7 separate regions of the Mus musculus genome follow, and regions 2, 3, 4, 5, 6 and 7 are each linked to region 1. The links are chromatin loops, found by intact Hi-C in ENCODE. Cell type or tissue: heart. All regions are shown on one strand.

The links. A loop is a pair of places that touch in the nucleus more often than their neighbours do. Peaks named below come from ENCODE experiments on the same cell type or tissue, not always from the same donor. Only the 100,000 strongest peaks of a DNase experiment are listed, where the experiment ranks them.
Region 2: it touches region 1 in a loop (3-fold over the local background); 5 of 42 quality-filtered maps call a loop at or near these places.
Region 3: it touches region 1 in a loop (2.8-fold over the local background); 2 of 42 quality-filtered maps call a loop at or near these places.
Region 4: a loop joins it to region 1, with 2.6 times the contacts of the local background. A loop is called at or near these places in 5 of 42 quality-filtered maps.
Region 5: a loop joins it to region 1, with 2.8 times the contacts of the local background. A loop is called at or near these places in 17 of 42 quality-filtered maps.
Region 6: it touches region 1 in a loop (6-fold over the local background); 20 of 42 quality-filtered maps call a loop at or near these places.
Region 7: it touches region 1 in a loop (7-fold over the local background); 28 of 42 quality-filtered maps call a loop at or near these places.

The regions. Positions count from the first base shown.
Region 1 is chr9:118,604,899-118,608,898 of GRCm38, reverse strand. It overlaps Itga9 (integrin alpha 9), which reads right to left and starts at 2,190. Exons shown (of 28, transcript NM_133721.2): 1 at 1,784-2,190. The coding sequence starts at 1,971. In heart, a CTCF peak has its summit at 2,291 (motif pointing left); DNase peaks (open chromatin) are centred at 148, 688, 1,638 and 2,248; H3K4me3 peaks cover 2,397 bases; H3K27ac peaks cover 1,617 bases; H3K27me3 peaks cover 1,022 bases.
Region 2 is chr9:118,736,082-118,740,081 of GRCm38, reverse strand. The region is part of intron 15 of Itga9 (integrin alpha 9); the gene reads right to left. Among named protein-coding and RNA genes, the nearest start is that of Gm39454, 110 kb to the left of the region's middle. In heart, no CTCF peak of the experiment used is centred here; DNase peaks (open chromatin) are centred at 181, 1,611, 2,021, 2,341 and 2 weaker places; H3K27ac peaks cover 1,441 bases.
Region 3 is chr9:118,761,389-118,765,388 of GRCm38, reverse strand. All of the region lies in intron 15 of Itga9 (integrin alpha 9), which reads right to left. Among named protein-coding and RNA genes, the nearest start is that of Gm39454, 88 kb to the left of the region's middle. In heart, no CTCF peak of the experiment used is centred here; DNase peaks (open chromatin) are centred at 128, 1,968, 2,418 and 3,088; H3K27ac peaks cover 2,310 bases.
Region 4 is chr9:118,725,618-118,729,617 of GRCm38, reverse strand. The region is part of intron 15 of Itga9 (integrin alpha 9); the gene reads right to left. Among named protein-coding and RNA genes, the nearest start is that of Itga9, 120 kb to the right of the region's middle. In heart, no CTCF peak of the experiment used is centred here; no DNase peak of the experiment used is centred here; H3K27ac peaks cover 1,027 bases.
Region 5 is chr9:118,682,109-118,686,108 of GRCm38, reverse strand. All of the region lies in intron 13 of Itga9 (integrin alpha 9), which reads right to left. Among named protein-coding and RNA genes, the nearest start is that of Itga9, 77 kb to the right of the region's middle. In heart, a CTCF peak has its summit at 1,539; no DNase peak of the experiment used is centred here.
Region 6 is chr9:118,906,435-118,910,434 of GRCm38, reverse strand. No RefSeq gene overlaps it. Among named protein-coding and RNA genes, the nearest start is that of Gm51696, 12 kb to the left of the region's middle. In heart, no CTCF peak of the experiment used is centred here; a DNase peak (open chromatin) is centred at 2,004; H3K27me3 peaks cover 493 bases.
Region 7 is chr9:118,869,063-118,873,062 of GRCm38, reverse strand. Itga9 (integrin alpha 9) reads right to left here. Exons shown (of 28, transcript NM_133721.2): 24 at 3,647-3,772; 25 at 1,123-1,242. Among named protein-coding and RNA genes, the nearest start is that of Gm51695, 16 kb to the left of the region's middle. In heart, CTCF peaks have their summits at 1,528 and 1,728 (motif pointing right); no DNase peak of the experiment used is centred here; H3K27me3 peaks cover 235 bases.

The DNA.
Region 1 (4,000 bases):
AGCATCAGGTCAAACCCTTTGTCACTGCAAAATCTGTTCACAACCTCGTGCATAACAAAGCAAGCTGAGCACCTCGTCTCTGCTCCTATATAGTTAACAACAGACAGAGAGGCTGTGACCTGGGGTTCATCCAAACCCAGGTGACAGAAGCCTGGCTCCTGTCCCTGGAACCAGATTGTTGCAGGGCACAGAGGCCAGCCATAGCCAGCAGTTCCCACTGGCTCCCACAGCTGCCTGCCCTTTCATTAGTAGCCCCCCACCCAGAACAGCCATTCAATTTCTGAAAGTTCCTCCCATGTGCTTTGTGCCGGGATCACACTGTGTGGGGTTCTGGGTGTATTCTACAAACTCTTTTTTTTTTTTTTTTTTTTTTTTTTTTTTGGTTTTTTGAGACAGGGTTTCTCTGTGTAGCCTGGCTGTCCTGGAACTCACTCTGTAGACCAGGCTGGCTTCGAACTCAGAAATCCACCTGCCTCTGCCTCCCAAGTGTTGGGATTAAAGGCGTGCGCCACCACACCCAGCTCTACAAACTCTTTCTATTCAGCCATAATCTATCTGTACCAAGCCCAGAGCCCATGGCAGACCTGGAGCCTTTGGAACATAGGAAAGTGTTCTGCCCTGCTGTCTGAAAAGGAAGGGTTTGGCAACTGCAGGAAGCAGCCTTGGCTGGTAACTGTGACTAGAATCAATGTCAGGAAGGGATGCAGAGGAGAGCTACACACAAGGACTTTGAAAGCTGGTTCTCTTGGAGGCCGCTCTCCTAAATACACGAAAGTGTTAATAAAGCCAGTCACAAAGTTCTCTTTCTCCAGGGTTCTGAAAGACCCGCATCCACAAGCCCCCGATTGCCTCGGCCCCTGTCCAATTCCGAGCAGAGACTCCCAGTAAGTTACATGTCCAAGCACACACACTGCCAGTCTCCATCTCCCGGCCTGCTGCTTCTAAAGATGCTCGCTCACGGGATAGCACCCTCAACGTGAACCAGCCATCTCCTGGGTCCACAGTAACATCATCTAAAATGAGGCTGGGGAGCTACTGAACTCTAGCTGCCTTGAATAGGTGGGCGTGGTGCATGGTGTGGCTCGTTCATTCCAAGGAAGTGGTCTATCCGCCTTCTCTAAGCGCTCCTGCTGTGGGGTCAGTTAACTTCACTATTGATGCTTAATGAGGGAGAGACTTATTCTTTTCTGCAGGCCCACCCATCTCGCTGGTTCAAAACTGTACCCCTTGATTAAAAACTTCAGCTTCCTAAATCTTGTCTCTAGACACGTGGGAGAGCTCCAGGCTGCCCACCAGCCACACAGTCTGCTCCTTGGGGGTCCTCTCTGCATCCCAGATCCTCTCAGAACTTTGTGGGGCCCCTGGGTACCTCTTCTGGAGATTCCTAAGCCACCAGGACCCACTCCCACCACACCCCTTGTTTCTCTGCTTCCTGCATGCTGCTGCCCTAGAGTTACATGAAGTGGTCCCCAAGAGCAGCCTGGCCTCCTAGGGGCCCCCCGGGGATCTGGGGCAGATGGCCAGCCCGCGGTGGCCCCTGGAAGGCAGACAGCCAAGTAACTTTGCTTTGGCGAGAGCGAAGCTGCGTCTGACTGCCCAGGGAGGACAGGGACCCCAGGGACGCCCCGGGCCTCGGAGAGCAGGCCAGGATGTCAGCGTGGCCGCCCGGACATTTAAATCGGCCCCGCGGGAGGTGGAGTGGAAGAGGCCGGAAAGGCGGCGGCCAACTTGGGGGACCACGGGGTGCCCACGCCAGGGTCGAGGATCCGCGGGAGACACTTACCAGCGCGTGTTGTCGTGGAAGTGCTCCAGCACCGCGTAGCCGAAGAAGGAGCCTGAGGGGCCCTGGAAGCGTACCGGGCGCTGCGCGTCCAGGTTGTAGGCGCCGGCCGGGACCCCCGCGGCCACCAGCGCCAGCAGCAGCGCGCGGAGCCCTCCGGCGCCGGTCCGCGCCGCAGCCGGGCCGCCCATCCCCAGCCGGCCGCCGCCCTGCGCCCTGCCCCGCGATCGGGGCTCCCGGGACACGCCGCTGCCCGGGGCGGGAGCCGTACGCTCCGAGTCTAAGCCCGGGACGCGGCGATGGGCTACAGCGAGAGCCGGAGCAAGGCCAGGGACGGCCGCCAGCGCCCCGCGTCCTCTCGATGCCCGCCGAGAGGTCTGCGCTCTCGGAAGGAGCGGGTCCCGGGCCCGGGCGGCACTGGACTGCGGAGAGGCGCGCCCGCGGGGTGGGCGGCCCGGGCGGCCCGGGCGGGACGGGTCCGCAGCGCCCCCTGCTGGACGCGGTCTCAGGCGCACCCCCGGGTCCAGGTTCTGGACCTCGGTGAACTGCATCCTCTCAATGTCCTAGGCTCTGCTGTGTCCAAGCTGGCTGGGTCTCTCTCCTTTTGTCTTACACTGAAAGTCTCTCTCTCACACACAAAGACCCAAAGCTACCCGAGCCAAGGATGGGTAAATATTCTGGCCCTGCCCATCTGGAAGCTCTTCTTCAGAGGCAACCGCTCAAGACCGCCAGTCAGTTGCTGTAAGAATTAGTCATGTGGAAGAGAGCAGAGCGTTCTTCCATACTCCCTGACCTGGCCAGCGCTTTCCAACTTGGCAGACATACAATACAGCCAGGTGTGCTCCCCTGTATGTGGGAGATTATGGTGAAGTATACGTTGCATAAAGTTTACGTCATAACCTCATTTTGGTTATGTGATCATCAATAGCTCATCTTGCAAATTAAATTATACATAAATTTAACAAGCACGCCCAGCCCAGTCCAGCCCCCGGCAAGTTTCATTTATCCCTGACTCTATGAAGTTGACTATTCCAAGTTTAATGTTATTGTTGAACTAACTCTTTACTCTGGTAAAATCACAACCCCCTCCCCATCCCTTCCCACCCTCTCCACTTCCAAAGTCTCATTCATACTAAACACACACGACGCCTTTATCTTTTTCTTTCTAATCAGGCTTATCCTTACAACAACAGTCAAAGCCTAGGGTAGGCAAGGTGGGGTGGGGGGGGGGTGCACATTCCAGAGTTATCCACTCGCCAGCAGTCTAAACACGGGGATCTTTACAGGTGAAGAGCCTCTTCCAGCTGTCATCAGAAGGGCTGTGACAAAGGAAGCCAGATCACCGCTAGCTTGGGAGCTGGAGGGAAGGGTCCATGAGGTAAAGAAGCCAGGCAGCTTCAAAAACTGGGGACAGAGAAATGTCTTCTCCTCTACCCCTTCCAGGAACGCAGGCCAGCGAGACCCATGACCTGTCCAGCATTGTTAGATGATCAATGTTGCTGTCTTAAACCACTGCAGTCAGGTAATTTGCATAGCTCGGATGCACTACTGCTGTCTTACTTGTGGTCAGTATTGCTGCAATGAAACACCATGTCCAAAAGCAAGTTTCAGAGGAAGGGGTTGATTCAGCTTGTACTGTTCATCATGGAAGGGAGTCAGGACAGGAACTCAAAACAGGGCAGGAATCTGGAGGCAGGAGCTGGTGCAGGGGCCATGGAGGGGTGCTGCTTACTGGCTTGTTCCCCATGGTTTGCTCAGCCTGCTTTCTTGTAGAACCCAGGACTATCACAGTTAGGAATGGCACAACCCACACTGGGCTGGGCCCTCCCTCATCAATCACCAATTAAGATCTTGTGGAGGGAAGCATTTTCACAAGCAATGCTCCCTCCTCTCAAATGACCTTAGTTTGTGCCATGTTGATACAAAACTACACAGCATAAGTGCTATATCCACCTGTCTTAGTTTACTTCCTGGGCTGTAAAGCAACACTCTGATCCAGAGCAACTTGGGGCAGGAAAGGAAGTATCCCAGCTCACAGGTTAGTCTCACAGGAGAGAGACGGGGCAGGAAGCCATTACAGGTTAGTCTCACGGGAGAGAGACGGGGCAGGAAAGGAAGTATCCCAGCTCACAGGTTAGTCTCACGGGAGAGAGATGGGGCAGGAAGCCATGCCAGAGCTGAGGGAGAAATCATGAAAGAACTATGCTCTTCACGCTGGCT
Region 2 (4,000 bases), 130 kb before region 1:
GACTTTTATACTCCCATGTTAACCCCTACCCACAAAGTGTTTGTAAGTCCCTGCTCTGGTGGCCAGCTGTTAGCCCAGACCTCAGGCAGCCCCAGGGCTGTGACCTCACTGGCATCATTGGCAACCATGAACCCATGGGTGGTAACAGCAACCTGGACTGACTGACCCATTAGCTCACTGGCCAAGTGGCCCGTGGTTACAGCCCCAGACTTGGCCTTTACTGGCTCCTATTTCTGGGGATTTCTGCATCATGCCAGCTTTCAGTCCTTCTTGGCATCACATGCCCAGAGTAACAAATCTGAGTCCAAAGCAAGCAAAGGGAATGTCACAGTGCAAGGACAGAACACATCCTCCCCACCGAGATAACAGGTCAGGATGTCAGACTCCCTGCTTCCGCCTGGGCCACTGGGTATCTATTTCCCCTTGATTCTTCTTATGTTGAGCTTTGTACTTGGAAACCGATGGGCAGATCCCATCAGGTGCTAAGGCTGTGAGTACAGCATCAGCATCTTCCTGAACCACCCCTCTCTGAGATTAGCACAAGGGACATAGGGTCATTAGACACCTTTTCCTATGGGTTCTTGTATTCATGACACAGTTCTATAGCACCAGACTATGGTGGGCCAGTGACCAGCCTGAACATTCCTGCTTCACATCCTTTGCCTTCCTGTCAGCTCCATCCCCCAGAGACAGCGTTATCCACTCATCTGCCAACTAGAGACCTTAGGGGTTTCAGGCTACCTATTTCCCTTCATTGTTCCCCACATGCTCTATCACCAAGTTCTGGCTAATCCTGCTCCCCTGCCATCTCACAAGGAGATCTGTCCTTCATCTCCGATCCCAGTCCCACGGCACTATATGAATGAGTTGGCTGTTCAGCCTCAGCCAAATTTTCCAGGTTCTTTTGAGGCCAGCTGTGAGTAAATTTTCCTTGACAGATAGTGAGTGGAAGGCATATGACTTGTCTCTAGAGAAGGATGCCTTTCCTCTGTTCCCAAGAAGCCAAAGACTTGAAGCCCCCAAGGGAATGGGAGAGCTGGCAATGGAAGGATATGGAGTCTCCAAATCCCTATGTGGAATACGCTATCTCCAGTGAGGAAGAGCCTGGCTTGACTGACAACAACACCTCAGCTTGTTCTAACGGCCACTCTTGTGTTAAATGGGTAAATCCAAAGCTGCCTTGTTGCTAGTGGGAGTTAACTAGCATGGGAAGCCGAGGAACAATAGGGAAGAGATACATCTTTGTTACATAAAGAGAGGAGAGATACAAAACACAATAAATGTACCATTTCCCAACACTGCGGGTCTAAGTTAGGAACCACAAAGGGAGCTCACTGGTATCCATCCATGACTAAGGTCAGAGTTCCAAACCCATCTATGCTTATTCGTCCCTTTAGGGTCTAAGGCAAGATCAACGTAGAGCCTCCCATTGTTCATCCAGGACAAAGCAACTCGCCTTGGACCCAGGCAAGGTTCCAGAGTAGAAATCAAGGGACTTCAGGGTTGGAGCCTGGCAAAGAGTGGCTCTTGAGGTCAATATTGCCGTTGATACAGGCACATGGAGACACAGGACAGAGGCCAGCAGAGAGGAAAGGGCCAGGAACATTTTCTGGATCCTGCCAGGGCTCAAATCATTATACTCAGGAATTTTGCTAACGTGCAGATGGGGGTAAAAGGGCCTGGGGTTTATACAAGGGGATATCTAAGCCCTAGTGACAATAACTGAGGAGAATGGGGGGCAGTTCTACAGCAAATCCAAGGCAGGCCCCCATGAAGAAATCATCCTCCTGACTTAACACTAGCTGCTCGCAGACTCTCTCTATGGGCTAGTCCCACCTTCCCACCTTCCCACCTCCCCATCCCACAATCCCCCCAGGCCCCCACCTCCCCACCCTCCCAAACCCAGCAGGACACAGAAGCAGGTTGTGTATACAGCCACAAGTGCACCAGCTTCCCTCTCAGGCACAGCTAGGAGTCCTGTACACTGGAGGCTGCGCACGCCGGCAGAACTCATTCCATCCCAGGTTACATAATCGCCCAGCCACAGCCAAGGTCTGGACTGATGATCACCATAGAAAACGCTCCAGAAAATAAATTCCAGGCGCATTAGGCAAACGGTCCTTTTAAATAAACAATGGCTTTCATTTTAGCACAGGCATAACGCACAGAGGTGGGAGAGGAAAGACGAGCTGAGAGGAGAATGAATCTGTCCTCAATCACAACTCTGTCACTTTGAAGTGCTCACATCCTCTGTGTATCCCCAAAGGCCAGGACTCTGGGGCCAGGGCAGGAGGGTTCCTCCAGACCAGCACTGTCCCATACCACATTGCCTCTCTACCAGTGGCCTTCTAGGGCCCACCCATAGACCTGTAAGGAGGACAGCTGTACTTGGAAACAGACCCAGGAGAGCTTTCCAGCCCCAGACTAATGCCAAAGAACAGGGTGGGTATCTGTTGGAATGGATCCTGGCTGCTGGTCACATCATAGTTCTAAGCAGAATTGAGCCGGGGTGGCCACAGCTCAATGGTCCAGCTTGACTGCAAGCACACATAGTAACAATGCATTTTCAGAATGAACCCTGAAATACTGGGAACCAGTTAGCAAAAGAGAACCCAGCACTCCTTCCTGTTGGCTGCTCTCTCTCTCTCTCTCTCTCTCTCTCTCTCTCTCTCTCTCTCTCTCTCTCTCATACACACACCCAGCTGGACTCCACCCTAGTCCTCCACCCAGCCCTGAAACATCTTCCTCCCATCTTCCTGTTCTCTATCGTCACTCAGCAAGTCAGGAGAACAGGGGACTGGGGTGACCTGAGGACAGGCCCTGGCTCATGCAGCCTGGCTAGACAAAAAGCAAGGTTCATAAAAAGATGGCCTCCTCAAAAAATGAAGAAAAGCACCAATAGCGTCCAGGCACCAGTGGATGCCTCTTGAACCAACATCCATATACAAGCCTGACCATCGTGCCTGGACCACCTATGCCCATGCTCGGGAGGCCTCTGTAGTGTGACATGGAGGCAGATCACACTGTGAAGGAGGGGTGAGCCAGGAGCCAGGTGCCCAAAAGTGCTTTGTTTGTGCACTGAACTCTCAGGAGCCTGAGAATTCCAAGTTTGATTTTGGCCTTCTAGATCATGAGGAGGGCAGGGCAGAGAGTGTTTAATACCACCTTGGTTTGTAACTTTTAAACCTTGAGGCTTTGCTGAGTGGAACTTCCTTTATACTCTGGTTCAAGACACAGAGGTCTCTACATTGAACTTCAAGTATAGGTGAGGTTGTGAGAGGCAAAGCAAAGTCTTAGGAAGGGATCCCTCTCTCTATTTGGCTAAGAGCAGGAAACCCCCCAAAGAAGTTGGGGGAAGGACTTACAAATAAGACCAAAGCCAGCTCTGATGCACTCCAGAATGGACACGCTATACCGCCTAAAGAAGAGAGATTTGGTCCTTATGTCACAGAGACTCCTAGGCTTACTCCACTCTTCCTAGGTGACCTCAGGTAAGGTACATGAGCCTCTGTTCTCTCATTGTCTCTTTGTGAGCTGCAGGTCACAAGTCTCCACCCCACAAGGCTGCTTTGAAGACTGGAGTCACACTGACGCACCGTAGGTAAATGGTCATTGTCACTGCCAGGTTTCATCATGGAAACTTCAGCATGCCAACAGTGCTGGACGCTTTGCAGGAGTTAGTGGTGGAGGATTCATGGATGAGAATGTGGACAGGCAAGCAGAAAGATGGATGGACCATGGGCACGTGGATGGGTACTTTAATGTGTGTCACTAAGTACACAGCCCTCAGAAACTGCCCATCGGGTCCTGATTCATCCAGAGCTGCCCCTTGGAGTGAATCTCAAGTACCCAACATAAACTGCACTTGTCTTTCAGAGAGAAAAACAGAGACACGAGCCTTGGAGCTCCTTCCTGGAGCTGGGACTTGTACTTCAGTCCTCTAGGGAAGCTCCCCGAGCTCATGGCAAGGGACACAAGCTCAGCCCTGGAGGGCACATCC
Region 3 (4,000 bases), 160 kb before region 1:
AAAAGCAGCTTCCTGCTTCCTGTTGCAGTAGCTGGGAGCAGTTGGGAAATTCAAACCACACTGAGAGGTGGGCAGAGGCAGAGGAGGGTGCAGGGATTAGAAACAGGCCCTGCAGAAGCCTAGCCTCTCCTTTCCACAGACTGGGCTGCTCCAAGCTGCAGAGGGAAAATAGCAGGCTGTTTGGGGGTTTCCCCATCATTTTTTGGAAGTCCTGCTTCCTTCTGTTCCACACCACATTAAGTGGAGGGACTGGCCAGAGTAGAAATCTGTGGCTCTCTGGCATTCACCACAGTGGCTTAACTTTTACTACTTAAAAAGTTGCCACTACAAGCTGATTTTTTTTTCCTTTTTCTTCTCCTTTGAGGCAAGGTCGCATCTACCCCAGACTGGCTCAAAGTTTTTATGCAATCAAAGATGAGTCCTGATCATTTTGCTGCCGCCCCAGAGTGCTGGGATCACCGGCGTGCACCATCTCTCAAGGCTACAAACAGAAACCTCTTGGGTTGACTATATATTAATCCTCCTCCGCGGAGAGGCCAGAGGCAACCTTTTCCTGCCGAGGGCATCAGGACTACTTTGAAAACTGAAGGCACACTTAGGGAGGACACCCAGGCTGGTGGCAGAGCCGGCCGCAGCTGGGGTATTTAATAGGGAATGTAACACATGGTCCATTTGAAATTTATTGGGTGCTTACTTTATGCCAGGCATTGTGCCGGGCAGGAGACAGACATGAAAGACCCGGAGGGAACGAACAGTTCCGGAGGGAAAAGCCAAGCCACGACAATGTCCTACTCCATGCACTAGGGTAGAGGTGACTTTGAGGACACAAAGGACGATCACGTCTTATTCTTAAAGGCCTGGAAGGCTTCCCAGGAGAGGTTCTCGTGGGTTGAGCTGTAAGACAGAAGGACTTGTGCCAGACAACGGGTGAAGGCTCAGCTGGTACAGCTGGTACAGCAGTGCACAGGAAGCTTAGAGGTGCTAGTGACCATATAGATCCAAAGACAGAAAAGTCAGGCTCATGGGCAGGGGCAGGGTGGCTCATGCAACAATCAGATCCCTGGTGTCCCTGATTAAGGCTGAGTGAACCCCACGCTAAGCGCTAGGGAGCACAGGGTTCACATGATCCTTCAGGCTGTGTCTGGAAAGCTTTGCTAGCTGTAGCACAACGGTATTGGTGGCAGAAGGGTTGGAAAGAGGCTGGGAAGGTTTAAACAAAAGATCTCTTTTGGGATAGCCCCCGTTTCAGTTGTTCGGGACCCACAAGAAGACCAAGCTACACGTCTGCTACTTATGTGTGGGAGGCCTAGGTCCGGCCTGTATATGTTCTTTGGTTGTTGGTTCAGACTTTGAGAGCCCGAGGGTCCAGGTTAGTTTATTCTGCTGGTCTTCCTGTGGAGTTCCTATCCCCTTCAGTGCCTGCAATCCTTCCTCCTATTCTTCCATAAGAGTCCCCAAGCTTCATCCACTGTGTGGCTATGGGTGACTGCATCTGTCTGAGTCAGCTGCTGGGTGAAGCCTCTCAGAGAATGAACAACTGGAATGGGGGCTATCCCAGCAGCTGTTCTTGAGCAGGATATGTTCTTGTAGCTGGGCTGCCTTGTCTGGCCTCAGTAGGAGACGAAGCACCTAGCCTTGAAGTGCCAGGGTGGGGGGATACCCAGAGAGGCTCCCACCTGCTCAGAGGAGGAGGGGAGGGTAGAGGGGGAAGGATTGTGGGAAGGGGTGACGGGGAGGGGGGCAGTGAGTGGGATGTAAAGTGAAAAGGGAAAAAATTAAATTAAAATTTAAAATAAGAATTGAAAAATAAATGAAAAGTTCAGCATGGGTGGGCTGGAGCCAGGACCCAACCATGGGCCAGAGGCAGGAACACCTCTCCGGGCCTAAAGAAGACACGCGTTACCGTTTGGGAGGAGTTGAGGGTGACTTAGTCCCACTTCTCACTGAAGGGCCCTAAGCAGGCTGGGCTTGATCACTGTGGCACCAGCTGGCTAGCCATGTGACTTGGAAATCTACCCCATAGCTGCTTTTCCCCTCTGGAAAAAGAAAAAAAAAAAAAAAAAGTAACTGACAGTTTTTCCTTTCCTTGGCTCACAGTGGCAAATTAAATAAAAACAGGAAGGGCTGGCCTCACTTTAAATTTGCAGAATACACAGAAGTGAATTCAGCAAATGAGCAGCTATCATTAAGTTAGAGTATCGCTTTGGGGGAAAGTCCACTAAGTGGGTTTTTGTTGTTGTTTTGTTTTTGAAACCTCAATGTTCTTTTTTCTTTTGTAAATGTGATTTTTCTGCCCCCGCCCCCCCTTCTATCCTGAATCCTCTCTCACGTGTTCTCTGGGGCCAACCCTCTCCACTTCTGCCTGTGTTGGCCTCACAGACATCCCCACAAGCCGGGAATGGCATCCCGTGCTTCTACTTACAAACCAGCTGGGTTGCATAATGACACTTTCCTCAACCCACAGAGACTGGGCAGCTCCTGGTGACGTCACAGCCAGCCTAGTGGGCATGAGAATGCTTGTGGCGATCACACAGTGGCCAAGTTGCCTATTAACTGCTCTCTCAGAAGACATCCTCCTCCACGGGATGCTATCAGAACAGCAGCTAAAATGTTGCAGGCTATTTTAAAATTCTCGTAAACTGGGAGGTTGGTTTAAAAGGACACAAAAGGTTTTTCCACGTCTAGGAATAGTAAATACTATTTAGTATTTCCTCCCACTGACAACTGGAAAAGTTAGACACACATAGACATATGCTGGTGTGTGTGTGTGCATGAGATAGAGTGAGAGAGAGAGAGAGAGAGAGAGAGAGAGAGAGTCTCTATTTACCCCCAACACTGGTTTAAAATTATGAGGGAACCATGAAAGGGTCAGCACTTCATAGCCTGGAGCCCCCAGAGAGGAAGAGAACACACAGAGTACCACGCCATTTACTGGCTCTTTCACCTTCACATGTATCCAGACTTGTAGCCATGTGGAACGAGGATCTGCGAGCTGAGCTTCTGCCAGGAATTTGGGATGCTCAGAGGCAGCCAGGATGAGGACCCAGGGGCCCAAAGAGAGAGAGGAGCAAAGAGAGGAGTGTGAACCCAAGGCTTCACTCACCCTCTAGGTAGCTGGAAATCCCCACAGCAGAAGCAGAAGAGCTTGAGAATGAGAGATCAATCAAGGGCAGGAGTTAGGCTGCTGGGATACCAGCTCTTGGCCAGCGGTAAAGCAGACACAGCAGGAGAGAGGACCTGTGACCCCGGCAAGTCAACAAGAATGAATGGAAAGCTCAGGGAGGAGCCCCAGAGGCACACAGGACACAGTGAGAGGGGTGACATCTATAGTTATCCAGTATGCCTAGCATGATAGTGTGCTCACGCTGCATCACACACAAACAGTAAGCGGCAGGCAGCTCGTGCTAGTTTGTAAAGCATCTCTGATGTAAAGAAAGTTTGTAAAACTTCCTTTACCAGCGCTAGTTGATTGAAGCTTGGGGTTCAGGGAGTAGATGCAGAAACTGGATGAGGGGTGACTGAACAACACAGAATTCGTTCTGGGATAATGAAAGTATTCCAAGATTGATTGTGGGAATAGCTGTAGAACTACCAATACATCAAAACTAAATCACACACATACGCGAGTACAAGCACACATATGTGTGCACACACATGCACACGCATACATGCACACACTCTGTGACAGCTAATTTTACTTGTCAACTTGGGTGGATTTAGAATTACCTAGAAACATACCTCCGCCATGTCTATGAGAGTAGCCTGAGAGAGGTTTATCTCTAAGGGATAAGAGGGAGGGAAGATTCACCCTGAATGTGAGTGGCACCATCCCACAGGCGGGGGCTCTAGACTTCATCACAAAGAGAAGACAAATCCAGAGTCAGCATTCATCTCTTCCTGTTCCTACTCCAGTGAGAGGAGGAGGAGGAGGAGGAGGAGGAGGAGGAGGAGGAAGAAGAGGAGGAGGAAGAAGAGGAAGAGGAGGAGGAGAATTCTGGCC
Region 4 (4,000 bases), 120 kb before region 1:
TGATTCTTGCATGATGCTAAGCAGGCCCTACACACACACACACACACACACACACACACGCTGTAGGCCAGGAACCCAAGGGAATTGGTCTCTCTCACATGATGTGCCCAAGGCTGACGTGGAAGGACCACTGTGTGGCAGTCATGCTGTGGGGCCCCAAAGATGAGGATCAGGAAGAAACACGACCCAGGACTGCTGCCACCTAACTTTAAAAATTCACCCCAAAATACACCAATCCTGACTTTCCCACCCAAACGCAGCCTCTCTCTGAAGAGGCAGGTCCCTTTAAAGATGACGGCTTCCCTGGCCTTTCCCTACTTTGGCCCGTGACATATGCCATTCCTTATGAAATGAGCTCACTCAAGTTTCCTATGAAGCTGTGAAAATTTAGCAACACTAAGCAGTACATTCAAACATCCCGAAATCAAGCTCACCCCCACCACCCACACAGGAAACTCGGTTTTTTGAAAGCTGAAGGAGAAACAGGAGTCAGTGTGCCTCCACCAACAGAATGCTCCTTCATCTCTGTACTATGCAACCCCACCCCCAAACACACACACCCCCAATTCTTCCTAGAACTAAAAATCCCAAGCTTACAAAATACCTTTTTTTTTCTCATTAGAAACCATATTTGGCCTTGAGATCAAATATCCAGAATTATTTAAAAGTATATTATTTTTATAGAGTAAGCCATGGCCCAGAGGGAAAGAGTCTCAGATCCCTCACGGCCCTAGTACAATGTAAAGATGATGGCATTCCATAATAGTGAAGCCCTTTGGGAATAATGACCAACATGAGCATCGCTGAGAACGCAATTTATGCTATAAGGGAAGATAACTGGCTAAATAAGACTATCTCTAAAAGCCTGCTCAGACTTTGCATGGTCCATACAAAAAACCTCACTGAGCTTCACAGAGAGACAATAGGAGTCTTTGTTAATTGTTCCTCTTGAGCCACAACTTAATTAAAAACAGAATGAACTAAGATTATTCTGGGAAAGCTACTACTGAGACTGGACTTGTGCCTGTCACTAGTTTTTCTGGCCTACCTGGCAGAAGCAACTTAAGTGGGGGCAGGTATTGTGACTCATGGTTCTCTGGGGGTCGGGGATCAGTCCCAGTGGTTGGATAAGGCATGGTAGCTACGATGCTGGGAACGCACGGTTCCACTCGTTTTCTTCTATGTAGGTCAGGAACCAGTGACCCACTTCTACTGGCTGAGCCAGTGTCCTAAACATTCCACATGCCCCTCAAAGCACCAGCCGGAGACCATGTATCTAATGCATGAGCCTGTGGGGTCACTTCATGGTCAAACACTGTTGATCAAAGACTAGAGAAGTCACTGACTAGGCCTGGAGCTTCGTGTGGTCACTTCTGATGAGTCTCCAGGGAATCTAAGTGCACCCTTCGCCTCTGAAGAGCTCAAGAGGCCTACTGCTCTTAGAGCTGTTACCACAGGGTCCGGAACAGCATCTCTTGGTTAACTGAGGCCAAAAGCATCATGTAGGTTTTATAATAGCAGTCACTCCATGTCCAGCCAAACTCCCTTAAAGCAAAGCCGTAGTGTTAGGCATTCAGTCACATGTAATGAGCAGCTCAGGGATGCCTCCCTCACCCATGGGGCAGTGTCACAGTGGTGAAATGTCCCCCTCACCCATGGGGCAGTGTCACGGTGGTGGGGTGCTCCCCTCACCCATGGGGGGGGCAGTGTCACAGAGATACCCCAGGGGATAAGTTGCCTTATACCTATGCGCTTTTTTACTAGCTGCTGGACCATAACACGTCAGAGAGACAGAGCTTAGCTCCTGCACTGCCCCCTGAGACAGGGTACAGGTGTCACCCTGTATGGGGCTGACCACAAGCACCTGCCAGCACTGGGTATCAGGTTGTATCCCTGTGACTGTATACATTATATCACTTCTGGTGGCTGGAGCTTCCATAGTTGGCTTTCACAGAGTCCTAGTCCTGAACATTGCGCATAGCTTTCCTCCTAACTCAACTCCTGCTTGCTCCTTCCCAACAGGACTTCTGAGGGTGGAAAATGACCCCAGGTAGAAAGCCACCTGGCCTGCCTCACAGTGGCGTAAATACAAAGTCTCATGAGAAAACGAAGAACTAATATTTAGGTGTTGCTTTGTAACAAGCCTGGCTTTAACTCATGAGTGTGAAGAAACTAATTTACAGAGCATCTGCATGAAATGGGCCATTAAATGTGCGATGGCCAAGCCAAGGCCTTCCCTTCCCCATCGGCCTCCAGCCCTGTCTGCTTAGCTGTCTACCAAGAGTTCAGGACATACCATGGCAAGTGCCAAGACCACCTGTGTCTTCCCCAAGGAAAAGCAGTTTGGGGACAAACATGGAGCTTGTGTTGCTGGAGACTACCGAGCACCACCAGGACAGGCATGCCGCAGCGGCACAACTGCAGCTACCTGATGCTCTGCAGGACCTGGGGTTGGACGGTGAACTGCGCTAGGGTATGTCTGACTTTTCCGTCACTTCTAAGGAATGCAGGTCCTAAGAGGCTTTGTACTTAAGCCCCAGGCTTTGCTTCATGAGAGAGGGGTGTGTGTGTGTCTAAAATTAGCCCCCTCAAAACTCAATTATGAAATGAACTATCATCATAAAAGTAAGTCCTCGGGGGCTTTAGTGCGTGGTCCCACCGCGCTCAGCACACTTTGAAAACTGCCTGGCTTTAGGTAAGCAATGCATAGGCGTGAGGTTATCCAACGGCCCACGCTTCTGCCACCATCTTCCCCCTCTCAACACACACACACACACACACACACACACACACACACACACACATACACACACACACAGTGTGCCAGGGGGACATGATTGTAGACCACAATTTCCTGAGTTAAGGTTAACGTGGACTTGGGTCCTGACACTCACTTCTCTCTGCTAGTCAAATCTTGGGCAAAGTTACTGCTCTGGGCCTGTTTCCTGGTGGTTAAAACTTCACAGGATAAAGAGGAAGAGAAACAGCTTGGGTGAGAAAGTGCCCAGCTACAAACATTCATTAAACACTCATCATCATCATTATCATCATTGTTTCAAAAGATCCCACCTACCCTTACTGACCATAGATGGGAGAAGAAGAGAAAGGAGCCTGGAGACATGGCCCAGGCATAAGGATGCTTACTGCTCTTGCACAGGACTTGAGTTCAGTTTCCAGCACCCACAAACCGTGGCTCACAACTCCTTGTAACTAGTTTTAGGGTATCCCATGCTCTCTCCTAGCTTTCATAGGCATCTGCACTCACACAGCACACACAATCACACTCGGGCACACATAGACATAAAAAGTAAAGAAAAGTCAGAATCCATTACAACAAACATGGAAGGCACACCCAAGGAGCACGGCACGCCAGGACCGGGGAGTGATAAGCAGTCTACGACGGGCTATGTCTTCTTACCATCAACAGTCTTCTCTTTAATGGCCAGACTTCAAAATCTGTCTGTATATAGTTGTTCTCCACTCCCTATTAGCCTTGACTCAGGGTCTGTTCAGGAAAGCTACCTCCAAAAATGTCTCTATACACAGATCAAAAGGATGCTTGAAGGTAATTCCAGAGCAAGGTCTTCTAGAAAGTTCTGAGGATGTTGTCCACCTCTGGAAGCCTAGGCTCGGACCCCATGAGGCTCCTTGCCAATGTGGACCCCCTCTCCCAATGTGACTGTCAGTCTGTACCACCCAGGAGGACTGAGAGGTTCTCACCTCTCATCCACAAGAGCTCAGCTGCAGAGCCTGTGACCTTGAGCTCTGGGGGTCTGCAGTTACACTCCCCACACAGGTGGGAACAGCAGGGAACTCAGAGAACTGAACTTACTAAAGGTTCAAGAAATCAACTATGGGGCTCAGAGGTGACAACCCAGGAAGTTTAGGGAATGGGGAGCCTGTCCCTGTGGGAACCCAGCAGCTTCACAGATTACTGGATAAAACCTCAAACATTTTAATTTCAGATTGGATCTTAATGGAACAATCTTTGGCTGCAAGA
Region 5 (4,000 bases), 77 kb before region 1:
TCCTGGCAGGGAAGGGGCAGGGAAAGGTTAGTTATAAAACCAGCCCCGGGCCTTCCTCTGTCCAAGAAGCTCATCTGCGTCCACACAGATGAAGACGCTCAGTCAGATTCTCTCTGAGCCACAGCTCAAAGCTTCCCCAAATCCCAAGTGCATCCCTCAGCGCCTGCAACTGCAGCGAGCCCAGAAGCTCTCTGCAGGCATGCACACACACACATTCCTCTTTGCTTGGCTCACCCCAAATCAGAAGAAACTCCAAATCTAACTTCCCCGAAGCACTGTCCCTGAACCATCTGTGGATCTGCAACCCACCTTCAGGAATAGCCACTCTCACTCTCACCCAGTCTCCTTCCCTCAACCACAGCTGTGTGCCCCTGCCACACAATACCCAAAAGCTGCATCAGCCAATACAATCACTGACCTTGGGTATCACCTCTGCCAGGACATGCCCACCTGGTCCTTTCGGCTGAATGTGACACCACCGTTGCCTCTGACCATGTGGCCCTGTTGTGTTTTCCTACCGGCCCTTATCAGAATCTGGAATTTTCTACAAAGCTTGTCTTAATTTGCTTTCCTGTTGCTGCGATAAACACCATGACCAAAAGCAACAGGAGGAGAAAGGGGTTTATTTCAGCTTCCAATTTATGGCCCAATGTCAAGGAGAGCTAAAGCAGGAGCTTGAAGTAGAAACCATCAAGGCTCACTGTTCATCAGCTTCTCCCCCTGGCTTGCCCAGCTAGCTTTCACGTTCAGACCAGACAGACCCACCTGCCTTAGGGATGACACCGCCCACAGTGGACCAGGCCCTCCCATATCAATTAGCAATCAGGAAAACTTCTCACAGGCCAACCAGATGGAAGCAATTCTTCCACTGGTTCTCTTTCTTCCCAGGTGTGTCAAGCTGACAACCAAGCTCACCACCGCAAAGCCCCTAGTTCTCCACCCATAAAGCAGGTTATTAGCAGTACACACACCATGGAGCTGGTTAGAGGGCTAGAGGTCAGTTCATGCTGTGAGTACAAGATCTCAGAAACATCAAGTTGAGTGAAAGAGCTCAGAAATTAGAATGCATACGGTGTAACCTCACTTATGTGGAATTCTGGAATAGGTGAAAGTGACCTGTGGTGACAGAAACCACAATGGTAGATGCCTATTGGGAGAAAGATGCTATTAGAACATAGGAAGACCGGTAGATAAAGCACTTGTCATGAGTTTGCTTCTCAGAACCCACATAAAGCTAGAAGGACAGAACCCATTCCACAACGCTGTCCTAATGTGAGCCTCTCCAACACAATAACAATAAGAATTAACTTTTAACAGCATACGGAAAGGTGCAAGGTGGCAGAAATGTACTTTGTCTTGATGGTGGTGTAATTTGCTTGGGTATCCACACCAGTCAGAGCTCATTGAACCGTATGCCCAAACTGCTACGTTTTGCTGTATACAAATTACAATCCAAGAAAGAAAGAGAACACACAATGAATATAGTCGTGCACTGCACAGCGGTGAAGACAGATTGCACGCATGATGGCAGTCCCATAGATGGCACCACATAGCTGCGTTAGCTTACTGTAAGTACATACTGTGAAACTCAGCCATGATGAAATCACCTACTGAAGCATCCCTCTGAGTGCATGCCTATGGCTGGCTAGGCACAGGACTGTACATAAAACGCTCATGTAGTACCTGGTGCGAGGGAGGCACTCGTCATGGTTACCTGCATCATCATCTACTTGTTTATGGCTCACTGGCTAGGATCAAAGATCCAGAACCAGGACTGCCTGCCACCCTGTTCTCTGTCCAGTCTCTAGCATCAAATACACACACAGTTTCATGCTAACAGAGCAGTGTATATAAGTGGGGAGAGCGGGGGAGGAGGGCATGGACTCCTGCGATGGCGGCACCCCCATCCTCCTCTGAAGCTCACTTGGGCTCATTGTTGTCCAGGGGTGGGGTCCTCACTCCCTCACCCATGTGCAGTCTTCCTGGCATTCCACCTCACCAGACTCCACCTTCTGCTCCATGCTGGAGTCTGAGGTCTCCCATCCACAGTGAGGGCAACTCACTTAACATCTGTACTCATGGGGCAGAGAGATGAACAGAAACTTCGTTGGATTCAGAGCTCACAGGGGAATAAAGATGAGGTCCCAGCACTGAGCGGGGAAGCGAGCTTCATCTCCCACCCTAACTCAGAAGCTATCCCACTCCTTGCATAGGAAAACTCAGTTTTCTCCAATGGAGTCTCCGAGAGTATATAAACCCGTAGGGGCAGGCCACGTGCCCGCAGTAGATGACAACGCAAAATCAACTCAACAGGCTTTTCAGAGATTTTTTTTTCTCTCATAACACTTTGAGCTTTTTGTTCTTTTTAATCTTTTGCTTATCTGTTATGGTTCCCGATTCTGTGGGTTTTACGGATTTGTGTGTGCTTCTTGTGGTTTTTCTCTTTCTCCTAAACACTGGGTATGTTTTCTTTTTCTTTTGTTTTGTTTTGATTTCTCTGTTTTCTAAGGAAAGGAAGAGAAAGAAGGCCTGGGGTTGGATGGATGGGGAGGTGGGGAGGCTCTGGAAGGAGATGAGGGAGCAGAAACAGTGATCAGGATATATTGTAGGAAAAAGAATTTATTTTCAATTTTAAAAAATGATAAAGCCTAAGAGACAAACAATGCCTTTAATCCCTGCACTTGGAAATCAGAGGCTGTGGACTCTGTGAGTTCAAGGTCAGCCTGGTCTACAGAGTGAGTTCCAGGACAGCCAGAGCTACACAGAGAAACAGTGCCTTGTAAAACAAAAACAAACAACAACAGAAACAAACCACAAAAACAAATAAGTGCTCTGGGTATCAAGACTGCTTCCTAAGAATCCAGGGGACATGTTTCCTCTAAGAGGGACCCTGAGAACCACAAGGAGCTGTCAGGTCATTGTGAGGGGAATACACGCCTCACAGGGTGCCACTGAGGCTCCCCCAGCTCTTCACTTCACAGCTCTTCACTGTGGCCTTGCCTAAGAGGAAAGCCACCATGCCTAAGAGGAAAGCCACCATGCCTAAGAGGAAAGCCACCATGACCAAGAGGAAAGCCACCATGCCTAAGAGGAGAGCCACCATGCCCAAGAGGAAGGCCATGCCAGAGAATAGGGAGGAAAGAGTGGAAACCGAGTCATGAGGGTGATAATTTAAGGAACCAGGGAGGTTTGACTTTGGCATCTGGGGAATGCACTGTTCTCTTCGAAACTGCAGGGCTTCTGTGTAGATGACACAAAACCAGAAAGCAGAATGTCAGAAAGTCAAACCAACCATACCCACCCAAGACCAGCTTTTCTCTATACCAGGCTGTGTCTAACAGTTACATGTTATCAACCCACAGCTTGTGGGAAATACTCCTGTTATTGTCTTTGGCAGAGGAAAACCCTGGAACAGAGAGGTCAAAGGGCTTGCCCAAGAGGCTCCACCTAGAAGGACAGAGGTAGGGCTTGAACTCACACCACCTGCCCTCCACGTCATACCCGACTTCAAGGTTATTCTTGCTGGCACATGGGCAATTCAAAGTTTAGAACGGTCTAGCGATCAGCTGGTTCTTTCCTGTGGGGTATGTCATTTAAGAGGAGAGCGTGTCCCTCTGGGGAGACATGGAGAAGGCAGAGCTAAATTCAAAGCATCTGTAGTGGAGGGCTACATGGGCTCTGGATCCTTTCCAGCTGGAAGACCATAGCAGTTTATTTTAGAACATTCTGCCATCGAGTTATTAACAAAACCGTTGGCTCCCACTCCAAAGTAAAATTCTGCTTCCTCTGACTCACACAGGCCGAGATACTGAAGATGATACACGGGTAGAGATGGTGCTCAGTAGGCTTTAGCAAGTCCTGGGCCCAAGTGCATGTCTCTCACCTCTGCTGCGCTAGTGACAGGAGGTTCCTGGTCCCTGCCATTAAGAACTAACTGAGTGACGATCCTGGTTATAAAGATAGAAGCCGAGGCTGGACAGGGTTCCCAGAGCTTTGAGTG
Region 6 (4,000 bases), 300 kb before region 1:
GACCACAGCTACCCAGCCAGGACACTGGTGAAGACTCACTGGCATTTCCATCTCTCCATAGAATAAAATATAGAGTGCTTGCTAATTCTACTTTGACAGAGAAGACAATGAATTATGTTCACACTCTTCTTATCTCACATCAGATAATCTCAGAGAGCACTTTACAAATTGACAGCTAATAAACCACTGCTCCCTGTGGAGAGAGAGCACATGACCGAACGGTGATGCCCACGTCACGGGAGATGGCCCTCCGCGTGCTTCCTGATAACATGAACTACTCTAGCCAGGAAATTTTCAGTGGGATTTAGCAAAGAAGTAAATTTGTCAAGTCCCTGTAGACAGAAAGCTAGATCTTCTAAACTGTGGAGACACAAAGTTGTATCTTCAGAGAGCATCATAGATCTTGCATTCTGCAAGCATCCAGCATCTGGCACACGACCCGTATACATAAAATGAGTTTGGAGACAGAAAATTCATTAAATAGAGTGCTGGGATCTAATGAGGTAGATAGATGGATTTGGATTTGACATAGAAGGTATTTTAAATCAGCGACCCAGAGAATAATTAGAACTGATGAGCTGACGCCGTGGCGGCAAATCTCAGAGATTTCCGTCTCATTCTTTCTAATTTATAAGACTCTCTCTCTCTCTCTCTCTCTCTCCCTCCCTCCCTCCCTCTCTCTCTCTCTCTCTCTCTCTCTCTCTCCTGCCCTCCTTCCCTCTCCTTTCTTTCCCTCCTTCTCTCCCTTCCTTCCTGGGATGGTAGTAGTTTGTTTGGTGTCATTGGATTCTTTAACAAGAACTCAGATGTGAGGACACACTCACCCTTGCAGACAGCTGATAAACACCAACATTTTTAGTAGACAAAATCCGGTGTCTGGGCTGGAGAAATGGCTCACTGGGTAAGCATGCATATAACTCTTCCAGAGGACTGGAGTCTCTCAAAGTACTGGGTTCCCAACACCCAGGTTAGGTGGTTCATAACTATCCAGGGGACCAGATGTGCATGAATCCACAGATGTGTGCACACACACCACACACACACACACACACACACACACACATGCACACACGCACACACACACCACACCCACCCACACCCACACACACACATGCACACACACACACACATGCACACATGCACACACACACACCACACACACACACACGCACACGCACACGCACACGCACACACCACACACACACACACACACACACACACACACACACACACAGACCACACATGTAATCCCAGCACTGGGGAACTGGAGCTTCCTGGCTGGGCAGCCAGACTTATCTGTAAGCTTCAGGCCAGGGAGAGACCCTGTCCCAATTAAAACAAGGTAGACAGTGAAGAATGACAATCGAAGTTGACCTCTGACCTCCACATGCACACACACAAATGTGCACACATACACACTCCCAAACACACAAACACACATACATGGAAAACATTCTAAGTGGATAGGCTCTGGGTACCACCTAAACATCTTTGAACACATGTAATCTATATTAAACACGGCATGACGTCCATCTATATTTCAGAATCAAAGAGCGCCTCTGTTGGGATTATGTGGGATCTTTAAGGTTAACATTTTTTGTAGTTGTGATGAAATCGTAGCAAATCTTCCACTTCAGGGACCCTCTCAGTGCGGTGTCTTTAACTTTGGAGTTGGGGAACAGCCAGGAATCAGAGCAGAGGACAGCCCCACTTCACCTTGGGGCTTTTCACTATTTCTTCAGACTTCTGCAGCTAGAAACAAATGTCTTATTTGAAATTAGATTTTGTAAGCTTATGGTTGGAGTATTTTATTTAAAAAAACAAAAACGAAAACAAAACCTTTGATTTCTCGTTGCTCTCCCTAATTGCTTAACTTAATTTCTTGATTACCGCTGTTCCCCTGGCACTATTTCACTGACTGGTTTTTGGAAAGTTAAGTTCAGTTGAGTTCCTGGAAACACCCACACACATCAAAGAAGAACTGCAGTGACGCATTCTGACCGCCAGAGGGCAGCTGGGAGACGGCTTTCTTGATTGACCAACTCAGGGCTGGGGCCCCCTTTAGGGATTCAGGCCTTTGAAGTGAGACAGAGAGGCTAGTTAGTATTTGGGAGAATTTGACTAATCTGTCAGTACAAACCAGACTCTATTTTCCAGCATTGTTGCAATTTACCGAGGTATTGGAACGTTACTCAGGAAGCTCTTAGCCCTCTCAGTGGTGAGAAACTCCCTACGACTGTCAACAGTTCTGTACTGGCCTTGAACGCTGGATGGGGGGGCCTGTGGCTAGATGGCTCTGCGGCCACCATAGGATTGTGAGTTTGGAACTCCAGTAGTTAAGGAGCGTGCATCAGATGACCTCTCAGGGTGGACTCCCCAGGTGCAAACTCGGGCCTTGGCTCCTAGTGTAGCCAGCTCGTCTCTGTTGGTTCTATCGTGTCCCTCAGAGACACCGTGGAGGGTCTTGCCTGCTATCGGCTGCTCCTACCACGCTTGGACTAAGCTTCATAAAACAGTGTGTAGCATAAAACAGTGTGTAGGAGCTGACTCCCAGGCAGTCGTTGAGAAGTGTGGGGTGAGGTGGTTCCGGGTTCTGCCTCTCTCTGGCTCCTGAACCGGTGGGGTCCGTGGTCTGCTTCTCCTTCTGGAGAATAGCGTCCACAGAACTCCAGGCTAGCTGGAATGCCAGAATTATGTCCCTCACAGCTCTTAGGAAAGGAGCACAGAGGTTCTGGTGGCCTGGCCGGCTCAGGTCCTGGGTCCTGAGTCCCGCCGTGGTGGCTACACTGGCAACAGCATGGTCGGCCCTGCTCTGATGTGAGCCTCTAAGAGGGAGGGGAGTATGGCCAGGCAGGCAGGTCCAGCGGTCCAACCCTGAGTGCTTGGAGTATGTAGTCCTCCTAGAAGTGTTACACCTCTGTAAAAACACCCAGTTTCAGACGATCATTGGTGAAATAGCTTGTGTTATTTATTCCATGTGGACAGGGACTATTTGAACCTTGGGAACGGGACGGGATTTTGGGGGTGGAGGCTAAGGTGCTGGCAATGCTCTATTTTCATGAGGAAGAATTCCAGGTGGCTGACCACCTGTGACCACCTGGTTGGGGTCCCCAGGTGACAAACTTCTGAGGCAGGCATGGAAATAGAGAGGGGGTTAGTCCCCCTCCTGCTGCTCTTGGGATGAGATTTAAATCTCAGGTTTTGAAATTTTAAGGGTCTGAACACTTTCCACCTCAGCAGAGTTCCAAGCCAGTTTCTCAGGTGGCACAATCCGTGTGCCCCACAGGGTGGTTACAGCAAGGCACATTTGACCATTGCAGAGGTGGGGTGGGGTGTCCAAGAGATGGGCTAATAGTTAATGGCATGCCCTTGCTTGCCTAGGCTGGCTGGTGCAGACATTCCCCAGGGTGGGCAAGCGGGCAGCTCAGCTGTGACCTCCTGTGTGTGGCCCCGCCTTTGTTTGCTTCCCATCCTTCACACTCTTGCCTTTGCACGCCTGTGGCTGTACTCCCGATAAAGCATTTGCGTATAAACCTCTGCCTCAGGTTCTCTGATGGGGCAATCTACTGTCATCCTGTGTGTCCCGAGTCCATTCGATGTCTCCATAAAGTTTCCCCGACACACTGCAGACTGCCCTAGATAAATCCTTACATTTTATAATCTCTTCAAGCACAGACAGCATCTGTTACAAATGATGCCTTCACTCATATGAAAACTACAAAGCACATAATTTAAATAATTAAGTAACTCTATAAAGTATGGCAGAAGCTTACATCTCCCAGGGCCCACATCCGTTACTTGTTTGTATAAGCAATGTGTGTGTGTATTCTCTCTCTCTCTCTCTCTCTCTCTCTCTCTCTCTCTCTCTCTCTCTCTTCCCCCACCCCTCTCTCTGAGATGAATTTTCACTGTACCTCATGCTGACCTTGAGTTCCTGATTCTTCTTCTTCTACTTCTTAAGTATTGGAATGATAGTCACGTGCCACAGCTATTTAAAAAA
Region 7 (4,000 bases), 260 kb before region 1:
ACTAAAAAGGAACTCTGAGGCTAACATGCATATTCTTTTTACCTTCATATCCAACTATTTCTATAGCATCCTGTGGCGCACAGCCTCTTGAACCAGCAAGCTCTTATCTTAAAACAAATCAGAGCAAACCTTTATTAAGGGCCACTGGTTTGCTGACTGACTGAGAGATTTGGAACCATATTTGATAAACTCACAGTAGCAAAGTGTTCTGAGGTTCACGGGCCCAACTGCTTTGAGGGATCATTTGAACAAGTGATCAGGCAAACTAAGGCTTCATGGGTCAAATCTGGCCCTCTGTCTGCTTGTGTAAATAAAGTTTTATTAAGAACATGCCCTGCATTTGGATATAGTCCACACTGTGGCTGCTGACAGAGTTAAACTGTTGCAAACGATTAAGTTAGCATAGCTACAGTGTAGCATGTAGCTATGAACATGGGCAGCCTAACACAAAATCAACCTGTTTAAAACTTGTTTATTGTGTGTTGTTTTTGAAAGCTGATGAGCCTCTCAAGCCTGTCTGTCACAGGTGACCACAGTAAGCCACAAGGTCAAAGGCCTGACCACGCATGATTCTGGCCCATAAAGCCTAAAACTGTTCTTGCTAGCCCATGACAGAAAAGGGCGACCTTTGATCAAAATCAGAACAAAACATGGTCTCCAAATCAGCAGGATTTATAAGCTTGTCAGTACCATCTCAGGTTTCATCCCCCACTGAATCTGAGGTTTTATAAGCCCAAGGAGATATTTGCTTTTTCGAGAGGATGTCCTCAAACTGAGAGATCCGTCTACCTCTGCCTGGACCTGAAGGCACGCAGCCGCCACAGGGCGCCCTACAGCTTAGCCCAAGGAAAAGGAAAGAGCAACAGCGCGGAGGGGCAGATGAGAACCCGGGAAGCTGAAGATGCTAGAACTCGGTAAAGATGCTAGGATACTCTCGGTGACACCGCCAGTCCTTGGATTAAGGTGAACACTGAGGGTCTGATACTGTTTCTTGGCAACGTCTGATGGACGAATCGCCAGTGGTGCATGCTGGGAAAGTTTGATAAGGGGCAGCCCGTGTGTTCTGGGAACGGATTCCAAGGGATTCTGGGTAACCGCTGAGAGCGCAGCCCGGGGACTCACCTTCTTCAGTATCTCTGTGTTCAGTAGCATGTATAGGTTGATGGTGCGGCTCTCCTCTTTCGGAAGAGCACTAAGGTTGCAGTGCAACGTTAGGCAGAAGCTCCCTGGCTTTTCACAGTCCTGAGGAGAAAAATTCCCAGATGGAATTAAGAGACAGAGACCATCCAAAGCCATCTATAGTGCAGAGTGTCTGTTATGTTAACTGAGGCAAAATCAGGAGGAAGAGATGGGGCCCGTGGAGTGGCTAATGTCAGACTTCCTGCCCAGCTTGTCTGGGGCCCAGGATTCCATCCCAGCTCCAAAATACAGAGTAAAATAGGAATTAGGTGTGTTCGGTCACTGAACACACCTGTCCCATCAATGGATTTAGAAAAGTGATTTTTAAACAAATATGGTATGGAGGGAGGGATTGTGTAACCTGAATTATTTCCATGATTTCTTCTGTTTAAAACTATATCACCCAGTTCAATTACTGTTATTTAATATATAAATTGTACTGGTATATGGAGTAGCTTTAAAAACAAAAACAAAAAAAACCAAACTATAACTAACATACCCTGCCCCACCAAACTAAAGAAGATGTAATTTTGCTCTGTCACCAGCAGAGGGCGGTAGAAGGTTTTCTGGCCTAGTTGAACACTAGGGCTCTGGTCTCCTGTGTTTGGGGGAGTCCACAAGTAGACATAAGGTGGTTATGCGGTTAATCCTACCAAAAAGTTGAATTTCACCAGGAGAATCAATTCTTCTCCAAAAGAAACATTTAGATATCCCTGTGTACTTTCGTGAGTTTTTAAACAGGAAGACTTTCCAACTACAGCGGATTCTGGGTCCATGCCTTGGCAGGCAGACACCATGCTCCTGTTTAGTGGGTGGGGCAGGGGTGGGTGCTTAAAGAACAAAGAAGCTATATGACTCGGTGACGCATACGCCGCCAAGGGGAAGTTTATTCCAATGACCAAGGAGGAATTTTTCTTTTGTGTTTGGAAGTGTATCTTATATATAAAGTATGGATGTGTGCGTATATGTGTGTGTGTGTGTGTGTGTACCTGTATGAAGCTTCAATCGCAGGAGACATTTTCAGCTTGACATTTCAGCGTGTATGGAAGACACAGCCGATGTCACTATATCTAACTGTCCCCTAGGGCCTTTACAAAGATAGGCTATCCTTGCTATGTGGGCCACTGGTTAGCTTGACATAATCTAGAATCCTAGGAAGACAGTCTCAATGAGGGATCAGGGTGGTCTGTGAGGGGCTATCTCCACTATACTGATTGATGTGGGAAGACCTGCTCACTGTGGGTGGCGCCATTCCCTAGGCAGGGGGTCCAGAACTGTGTGAGAATAGAGAAAGTGAGCTGAGCACAGCAGAAATGACTTAATTTTACCCTCTCTGTTTTTTCACTGTGGATGCAAGGTGACTGGGTATCTCCTGACTTCTGCACAGTGATGAATTGAGCCCTAGGAATTGTGGGCTAAAGTCAACTCTTTCTCTCCTAAGTTGCTTTTGCCAGGGTATAATGTCATAGCAAGCAAACAAACAAACAAACAAACAAACAAACAAACAAAGCAAAGCAAAACAGTATGCAAGTGAAAAAAAAATCTAAGTCTCCAATAGCAGGCAGCTGAGCTCTCCAAGGGGCGGGAGAGGTGTTCAAGTGAGTGTGGGGTGTGCTTAGGTGGAAGTAAAGCCCTCAGTGAAAGTAATCAGGATGCAGGAAAAGGGACCCTGAAAAAGCTCTGATGAGGTAGGACACACACAGTAAAAAGAACAAATTCTAAGTATTATATTGATATATTTTACATAGGTATTATGTATGTTTCATGTATGTCTTTCATGTTTTCACTGGAGAACCAACCTGACCATGCTATCTTTTTGCCATCTTTACTACTTCTGAACTCCTTACACACATTCCAGAATGTTCTTTATTCGTCTTTCATTTAGTGTAATTTCTGTGAGACTTACTTATGCTGCATAGTGTATGGAATACTATTAGTTACATTTATTTTTTGTAGTTCTATAATATTCATGTGTATGGATATGCTCGTCTATTCGTTGTACTGTTGATAGCTATCTGAATTGTTCTGTTTTTGGCTACTCTAAAATTGTTTCAAATATTCCTGTGTCTTTCAACAATACGTGCATTCACTTCTTGGGGATAGACCCAGAAATGGTACATTTTTCTGGGTTGTGTAATACATACATGTTTAATTTTAATAGAAACCGCTAGGAGGTTTCCCCATTGCACTGTAGATTCCTTCTAGGAGAAGAAATCGTTTGCTTCCTGACAGCAGGTTGTTTAGGATTTCTGTTAGTCATGCAATGGCGTTTGGAATATAGATTTGTGAGGGAAACCCTGGGCTGAAAAATAGGGATTGATTATAGTCCTCAAGGCTTTTTGAGTTAACCAGTGAAAACTGGATTTGAGAAATAAGAAGCGCCAAGTAGAAGACTGGCCTCTCATCTCCGACATGCCTTCCCTGTGAGGCCCACCATCATGGCTCCCGTCACCAAGTGACTTCTTACCAACACTTTTCTTCCAGACTTGGAGAAGAAAGCAAATATGGTGTGGAAGATGTTCTCTTGTTCTTGAGGGATGATGCAGGGGGTCGGGTTTCTTTGTAGAGAGCAGTTACCCTTCTCTTGGCTCACCTGGAGAGAGAGAGAGAGAGAGAGAGAGAGAGAGAGAGAGAGAGAGAGAGAGAGAGAGAGCTGTTAGAACCAGCGGTCTTAGATCTATAAGCATCTGACACAGCAGCTGAGCATAGACGCTCCCTGCTTCCATTCTCTAGAGGACAAAAATGGTCAAAGGGCATTTCATTTTATGAAATTATTGACTATGTTTCCAGGTATGGCCTTGAACTCCTGGGTTCAAGACAT